2 separate regions of the Homo sapiens genome follow, and region 2 is linked to region 1. Evidence: read pairs that join two places in POLR2A ChIA-PET (ENCODE). Cell type or tissue: GM12878. All regions are shown on one strand.

Region 1 (4,000 bases):
GTGAGCCAAGATTGTGCCATTGCACCCCAGCCTGGGCAACACAGTGAGACTCCGTATCAAAAAAAAACAAAAACAAAAAACAGTTGTCCATATTCCAAAACATATTGACATCGCTCCTCGGCAGTCAACGCACCCACTTCTTGTTCTTGTAGGTTTATATTTGTTTTCATCCTTGACTGTCATTTTGGATGAGTTTCAGGTGGAAACAGAGATAACATGTGCATTCAATATACAGTGTTTAACCAAATGTTTCTCTACAGGCTTTAAATATTTTTGTGACTAGCTTTATCCTTCCATTTGTTAAAATATTATGTGCTTGTTTTCGAAATATTCTCATACCAAGGACAAATAGGCTGCTAGAAATCACATCTCTTGGTCAGGTGTGGTGGCTCATGCCTGTAATCCCAGCACTTTGAGAGGCCAAGGTGGGAGGCCAAGGTCTTTGGGCCGGGCATGGTGGTTCACGCCTATAATCCCAACCCTTTGGGAGGCCGAGGCAGGGTGGAGGATGAGAATTGCTTGAGGCCAGGAGTTCGAGACCAGCCTGTCCAACACAGGGAGAGCTCATCTATACAAAAATAAAAATTAGGGGAGGTGGCGCAGGCCTGTAGTTCTAGCTACTTGGGAGGCTGTAGTGGGAGGATCACTTGAGCCCAAGAGTTCAAGGCTACAGTGAGCTATGATCACACCACCACATCCCAGTGCCTGGGTGACTAAGCAATACCCCGTCTCAAAAAAAAAAAAAAAAAAAAAAAACACAAGGAAGGAAGAAGGAAGGAAGGAGGGAGGGAGAGGGTCTTCCAGCTCCTCAAGTAATCTCCCAATCTTGGTGCCCAAGAGTCTGAGACCAGCCTGGGCAACATAGTGAGACCCAGTCTTTATAAAAAATAATGAAAATAAATAAAATTTCAAAAGAGAAATCACACCTCTTACCCAAAAGCAATGGTTAAAATTTGGGTCTACCATTATATATTTTTGAGACAGAATCTTACTCTATCGCCCAGGCTGGAGTACAGTGGTGCAATCTCAGCTTTCTACAACCTCCGCCTCCTGGGTTCAACCGATTCTCCTGCCTCAGACTCTTGAGTAGCTGGCACTACAGGTGCGCACCACCAAGCCCGGTTAATTTTTTTGTATTTTTAGTAGAGACAGGGTTTCACCACGTTGGCCAGGCTGGTCTCGAACTCCTGACCTCAGGCATCTGCCCGCCTCGGCCTCCCAAAGTGCTGGGATTACAGGTGTGAACCACCATGCCTAGCTCCTAATATTTGTAAAGCATATCCCAAACACGATGGCATTTTGCCCCTACATGTTTCAGCATGTACTTCTTAAAATATAGACCTTTTCTTATAATACCTATAGCACACCTGACAAAATTGCCAGTAATGACTTAGTATCATCTAACATCCAGTTCATATTAAAATTTCCCCAATTACGTCAAGAATATCTACTCACCAAGGTAAAAAAGTATCTTCTTACAGTTGATTTATGGGAATCTGGATTCAAAACAAGAGCCATGCGTGATACTTGGTTGCTATGCCTCCCAAGTGTCTTAATTAAAGCAGTCCCTTGCCTTGTCTCCATGCCATTGCCTGGTTGAATTTCAATTTTAAAAAGACACATAAGAAACATACGATATTCCCCTTTTATCCACAGGGGATACGTTCCAAGATCCCCAGCGGATGCCTGAAACTGTGGCTAGTATAGAACCCATATAAGCCATGCCTTTTCCTATACATACATACATATCTATGTTTTGTTGTTGTTATTGCTGTTGTTTTTGAAACGGAGTCTCGCTCTGTCGCCCAGGCTAGAGTGCAGTGACGCAATCTCGGCTCATTGCAACCTTCACCTCCCAGGGTCAAGTGATTCTCCTGCCTCAACCTCCCGAGTAGGTGGGATTACAGATGCGTGACACTATGCCCAGTTAATTGTTGTATTTTTAGTAGAGACAGTGTTTCACCATGCTGGTCAGGCTATCTCGAACTCCTGACCTCTTGATCCGCCTGGCTTGGCCTCCCAAAGTGCTGGGATTGTAGCAGGACGAGCCGCAGACAAAACCTCTCAGACACCGAGTTGTAGAAGGAAGGGCTTTATTCAGCTGGGAGTATCGGCAAGCTACTGCCTTAAAATCCGAGCTCCCCAAGTGCACAATTTCTGTCCCTTTTAAGGGCTCACAACACTAAAGATTTCGCATGAAAGGATCGTGATTGATTTGAGCAAGCAGGCGGTACGTGACAGGGGCTGCATGCACCGGTGGTCAGAGAGAAACAGAACACGGCAGGGAGTTTCACAATGTTCTTCTATACAATGTCTGGAATCTATGAATAACATCGGTTTCTAAGTTATGAGTTGATTTTTAACTACTGGGTTTAGGCCAGGCAGGCCATGGCCTGGTTTTGGGCCTGGCGGCTGGGCTGCCTGTCTTTGGTTTTACTTCCTTGTTGTTTTTTCTTGAAACAGGTACTGAGTATAAAACAATATGAGAGGGTCTCTCTCTTCCCTCAGGATTACAAGCATGAGCCACTGCGCCGGGCCTGTTTGTTTGTTTGTTTGTTTGTTTTTAAGAGATGAGGTCTCACTATATTGCCCAGGCTGGTCTCGAACTCTTGGGCTCAAATGATCCTCCTGCCTCGGCTTCCCAAAGTGCTGGGATTATAGATGTGAACCATCACACCTGGCTTTTTTTTTTTTTTTTTTTTTTTTTTTTGAGACGGAGTCTCACTCTGTCGCCCAGGCTGGAGTGCAGTGGTGAGATCTCGGCTCACTGCAAGCTCCGCCTCCCATGTTCATGCCATTCTCCTGCCTCAGCCTCCTGAGTAGCTGGGACTACAGGCGCCTGCCACCAAACCTGGCTAATTTTTTGTATTTTTAGTAGAGACGGGGTTTCACCATGTTAGCCAGGATGGTCTGGATCTCCTGACCTTGTGATCCACGCATCTCGGCCTCCCAAAGTGCTGGGATTATAGGAGTGAGCCACCGCGCCCGGCCATATTTTTTTTTTTTTTTTTAAGAGATGGGGTCTCACACTGTTGCCCAGGCTGGAGTGCAGTGGTATAATCATAGCTCTCTGTAACCCCCAAACTCCCGGTCTCAAGCAATCCTCCGGTCTCATCCGGTCCAGTTGCTGGGATTATAGGCATGCATCACTAAACTCAGTTAATTTTTAAAAAAAATTTTGTAGCCGGGCGCAGTGGCTCACACCTGTAATCCCAGCACTTTGGGAGGCCAAGGCGGGTGGATCATGAGGTCAGGAGATCAAGACCATCCTGGCTAACACGATGAAACCCATCTCTACTAAAAATACAAATAAATAAATAAATAAATAAATAAATAAATAAATACCTGGGCATGGTGGCGGGCGCCTATAGTCCCAGCTACTCGGGAGGCTGAGGCAGGAGAATGGCATGAACCCGGGAGGTGGAGCTTGCAGTGAGGCAAGATCGCGCCCCTGCACTCCAGCCTGGGCGACACAGCAAGACTCCATCTCAAAAAAAAAAAGAAATTTTTTTTTTTTGTAGAGATGGGGTCATGCTCTGTCGCCCAGGCTGGAGTACAGTGGTATGATCATGGCTTACTGTAGCCTCAAACTCCTAAGCTCAAATGATCCTCCCATGTTAGCTTCCCGAGTAGCTAAGACTACAGGCATGTGCCACCAGGCCCAGCTACTATGATAAAGTTTAATTTATAAATTAGAAGCAGCAAGAGATTGACAACAATAACATAAAATAGAACAATTATAACAATATACGGTAATAAAAGTTATGTAAATGTGGTCTCTCTCTCTCCTCTGTCTGTCAAAATATCTTATTGCGTGTAATATTTTAGGCCCCAGTTGACCGCAGGTAACTGAAACCACAGCAAGTGAAACTGCAGATAAGACAGGACTACTGTATTTCTATTTCCCACATTGTTCCAAAATCGTTTTGAGATAGTCCAATAGAGTGCACTGTTTCATTACATTAAGACTTGTGATGTGACTTGGGGCTAATGAATTAGC
Region 2 (4,000 bases), 520 kb before region 1:
ATTTATTCCATTTTCTCTGACCTTTCACATGTCATGCAAATAGGACTGGAGACTATGTTCTTGAATTTCTTGAAAGGGATTTGTTTCTTTCATAGGCAATATTTTATAGCATTTCAACTAGGCAAATGTCACTGAAAATAATTCCTAGGAGCATTATTCAATATTTGTCTTTTAAGTTTGAATCTCAAAAAATGAGAGCAAGGAATTTACTACCACCAAGTCACTTTTGTTTTAGAGACAACCAGCTACATCTGATAAAAGCCTTAAAATTCACTGTATGGTCAAGAGAATCTTAGTGAGCCATATATACTTAGGAAACAAAACATATAATTTCCAATCCCTCCTCCTTTTTTTCTACTTTGCAAAGCTTAAGAATAACCTTAGGTGTGTTACTTAAGAAACAAAACAGAAGAAGTCAAGCTCCATTTGTTTCAGAAGAGCTACATTTATTTCATAGGAAAACTAACGATTAAAAAGTTGAAAATATTCAAAACTCAAACTCACAAATTGAAGCAAACCATAGCTAATTCTTCCTCAAAACTAATATTTGATTTTAAAGTTACATTTCTTAGATTATAAAAGCAACACATGTTTAATATAGGAAATTTGGAAAATACAGATCATTAAAATTAAAATTGAAATCACCATAATCCTAATTTCCTGTCCTCCACCTCTGGGAAAACTACTGTTAATATTTCCTTCCAAGTTTTTTTAATTTTTCTAATGTATATAACATACACACATACATATAATGTTTATAAGATTGAGATAACATTTTTCTAACTTGCTTTTTAATTAAATACATCATAAGCATTTTCCAATTAATTAAATATTATTTGAAACTTTGATTTGGTAGGTACATAATAGTCTTACCTTATGGATGCAACTTATTTTATTTAAACAATACCCTGATGATGTTAGACATTTACTTTGTTTCCATATTTCTGCTATTTTAAATGATGCTTTAATAAACATACTTAATATAAAACATGTGCATATTTATTTTCTCAGACATATTCCTAAAGGAAGATTGTCAAACTGCCCTCCAGCAAGGTTGGTTTTACTACCACTAGTGGCTTACAAGAATGCTTGTTTCATTTTACCATCAATAAGTCTAATCATTGAGGTGGATCTGCTGGGGAGGGAAAAATGGGGAGGTATTAGTCAAAAGGTCCAAGGCTTCAATTATGCAAAGTGAGTAAGTCCTAGAGATTTACGGAGCAGCGGAGTCCCTAGAGTTAGAAATATTGCATTACATACTTAGAAATTTCTTAAGAAGGTAGATCTTATGTAAAGTGCTCTCATTGCTAATGACAAACAAACAAAAAAACAAATAGGGCAGGAAGAAACTGTTGGAGATGATGGATATGTTCATGGCATAGATCACAGTAGTAGTTTCATGAATGTATAATCATTTCCAAACTCATCAAGTCACATACATTAAAGATATGCAGCTTCCTATATGTCCTTCATGCCCTGATGAAGTGTGTGTTTTTTTTTTTTTGAGACAGAAAAGTCTGCTGATTGGCTAGCCGATTTTAATTTTTATATTTTAAAATATTTTTATACTTCATATTAACTTACAATTCATTGATTGCTATCAGAGTAAAAGGTTTATTTTTAATGGCTTATTGGTCATCAGAAAGGGACCTATATGTTGCTTTTCTGTTGTTGTTGGAATGTTCGTCTTTTAATTACTGATTTCAATAACCCTTTTATTATTAGGGACATTATTTTTTTAGCTATGGCATAGGTAGCAAATATTGAGTTTTAAAGAATTAAACGATAAAGGAAACAGCGAGCATGCAGCAGAGACTGGCTAGCCACTCCCCAGGTCTGTCTTCTTCCTTGGCCCACAACTAGACCACATTTCCCATCATCCCTTGCAGTTGGGTGTGGTCATGTGACTGAGTTCTAGCCAATGGAATGTGAGTAGGAAAAAAACCACACACTTTTAGACTTGGCCTGTGAAAACCCCATGGGCCATATTCTCTTCCCTTTCCCCAACCACAATCAAGCTGATTGCAGCGGACTGCACATAATGGAAGAAACCTGATCCCCGAGTATGCACGTGGAAATCCCCCTTTCCCTACTAATCAGGATACCCATTTAAACTTCATATGAGCAAACAATAAACTTTCATAAGTCGTTGAGAATTGGGATTTTTGTCTCATAGAACCTTGTATTACATTATCAAGAACCCTTAAAAAAAAAAACATAGTTTAGTCATTCTATTCCCAGAAATCTATTATAAAGAAATGGTCTGAAGTATGGACAAAGATTTAAGCACAAAGATGTTCTTTGCATATTAGTTACAATAGAAAAATATAGAAAATAACTAAAATATCAAAAAATAGGCAATGTTTGTTAATATTTTTAATAGATAACATTTTCACAGCATTTACTATGTCTGGCTCCTTGCTAATATGCTTTGCATGCATTATCTCGTTCAATCCTCAAACTATATGTTAAACCCTGTTATATCCCATTTGACAGATGTTATGAATCAAAGAATTATAGGTTAAAATACGTTCCAAAAGTCACATAGCTAGTAAATGGCAGGCCTCAAACCCTGATGTAAGTCTAAAGCCTACATTCTTAACTACTATTCTATGAAATGTAAGTATGTAGACAATGAATTTGGTCAGGACTTACTCCAGGTACAGAGGCTATCATCTGCTTGCTCAGGATTGTTGACTCAGCTAGTTTGGTTCCAGCATCTGCACAAATAAACTAATAAAAAAGTGAAAGGATAATTATTTTTAAGGGTATCTGGACATTAATAAGTAATTTATCATTTTATTAACTTGGCTTAAATTAATTAGTGTTTATTTTCATGACGATCTGCCTTGGATAGATCAGATTTGCTAATCATGATGGTTCATTCCTATCAGAAACTCAGAATCACAGTACTAAAATTAACACACAGAGTCTTACTTTACCCAGACTGTTAAGTGGCACTGAAATGGTGCATTCAATCAAAGAAAAAATAAAAGATGTCAGCATTGTCAGATTTATTGTGAAGTCATTCTATTTATTGTTTAGTACTTCTTGACAGTTACTGTAAGCACATTTCATACAGTTTCATGATTTCTATTATCGTATCATATATTTAGAAAGAAACCAGAAAAACAATCAACCTCAGAGTGAGTATTCTACCTGTTTCTTCCCCACAGGGGAACTTCAGCATCTCATCTTCCTGCCCCTATTCATCCACATGTATCCTTTGTGCTGATAAAGACCCCCACTCCTTCTCTGGGGGCCCAGAGGACTTTTCACACACTTCCATTGTAACAGTCACCACGTCAGACTGCAGTGACTTATGGGTCCATTTCTCAACCTGCTGTGAGCTCTTCAAGAGCACAGGCTTGATGCACCTCATCCCCAGCACTAGCTTGGTGCCGGACACCTCAGAGGGGCTCAGTGAGAGTTTACAAAGCAAATCCATTAGCCAGTTATGACTTGAGATCATTACAAGAATGGATTTGCCAGATTTCAATTTAATTTGCTTCATTACAGATTTTGACAGGTGTTTCTCACTTAATGCAGCACTCAATTATTTATTAATAGTCTTAGGAAAAAAAGTTAACCATGAAGTAGAGTTGGCTATGAGCAATTAGGTCCTGTTCAATTTATATTTCCTGCCCTCTGGCCAGTAGCCTTAACAACTTTGGGACCTGAAACTGCTGCTGTGCAGAGTTCAGAAGTTTCAGCACCAGTCGCTCCGCCTTCTCATTCATTTTGTTCTCATACTGGAAGGCACAGGGAAGCTGAATGGGTCAGCAGGCTCGGTCCCTGTCACACTAGAGAGAAGTAATAACAACTAGGGTCGCAGAGTAAATCTCTAGGAGGCCTGATAAGGAGGCATGGAACAAAGGAACAGAAACCAGCATATTATCGGGCTAGTCAGGGGTTTAAATGTAAGCATTATTAACAGGTAGCAGGTTTTGGCTAACTGGGTACACCTCTAAGCCAAAGGCCTCCTGAGGCCAAGGAACCC

What was found. Peaks named below come from ENCODE experiments on the same cell type or tissue, not always from the same donor. Only the 100,000 strongest peaks of a DNase experiment are listed, where the experiment ranks them.
Region 2: POLR2A ChIA-PET joins it to region 1 with 6 read pairs; 1 of 35 experiments calls an interaction of 5 or more read pairs at or near these places.

Annotation. Positions count from the first base shown.
Region 1 is chr14:93,163,628-93,167,627 of GRCh38, reverse strand. No RefSeq gene overlaps it. Among named protein-coding and RNA genes, the nearest start is that of MOAP1, 19 kb to the left of the region's middle. In GM12878, no CTCF peak of the experiment used is centred here; DNase peaks (open chromatin) are centred at 1,917, 2,187, 2,487, 3,907 and 1 weaker place; H3K27ac peaks cover 908 bases.
Region 2 is chr14:93,681,350-93,685,349 of GRCh38, reverse strand. It overlaps UNC79 (unc-79 subunit of NALCN channel complex), which reads right to left. Exons shown (of 52, transcript NM_001395159.1): 45 at 2,656-2,733. Among named protein-coding and RNA genes, the nearest start is that of PRIMA1, 110 kb to the left of the region's middle. In GM12878, no CTCF peak of the experiment used is centred here; a DNase peak (open chromatin) is centred at 1,950.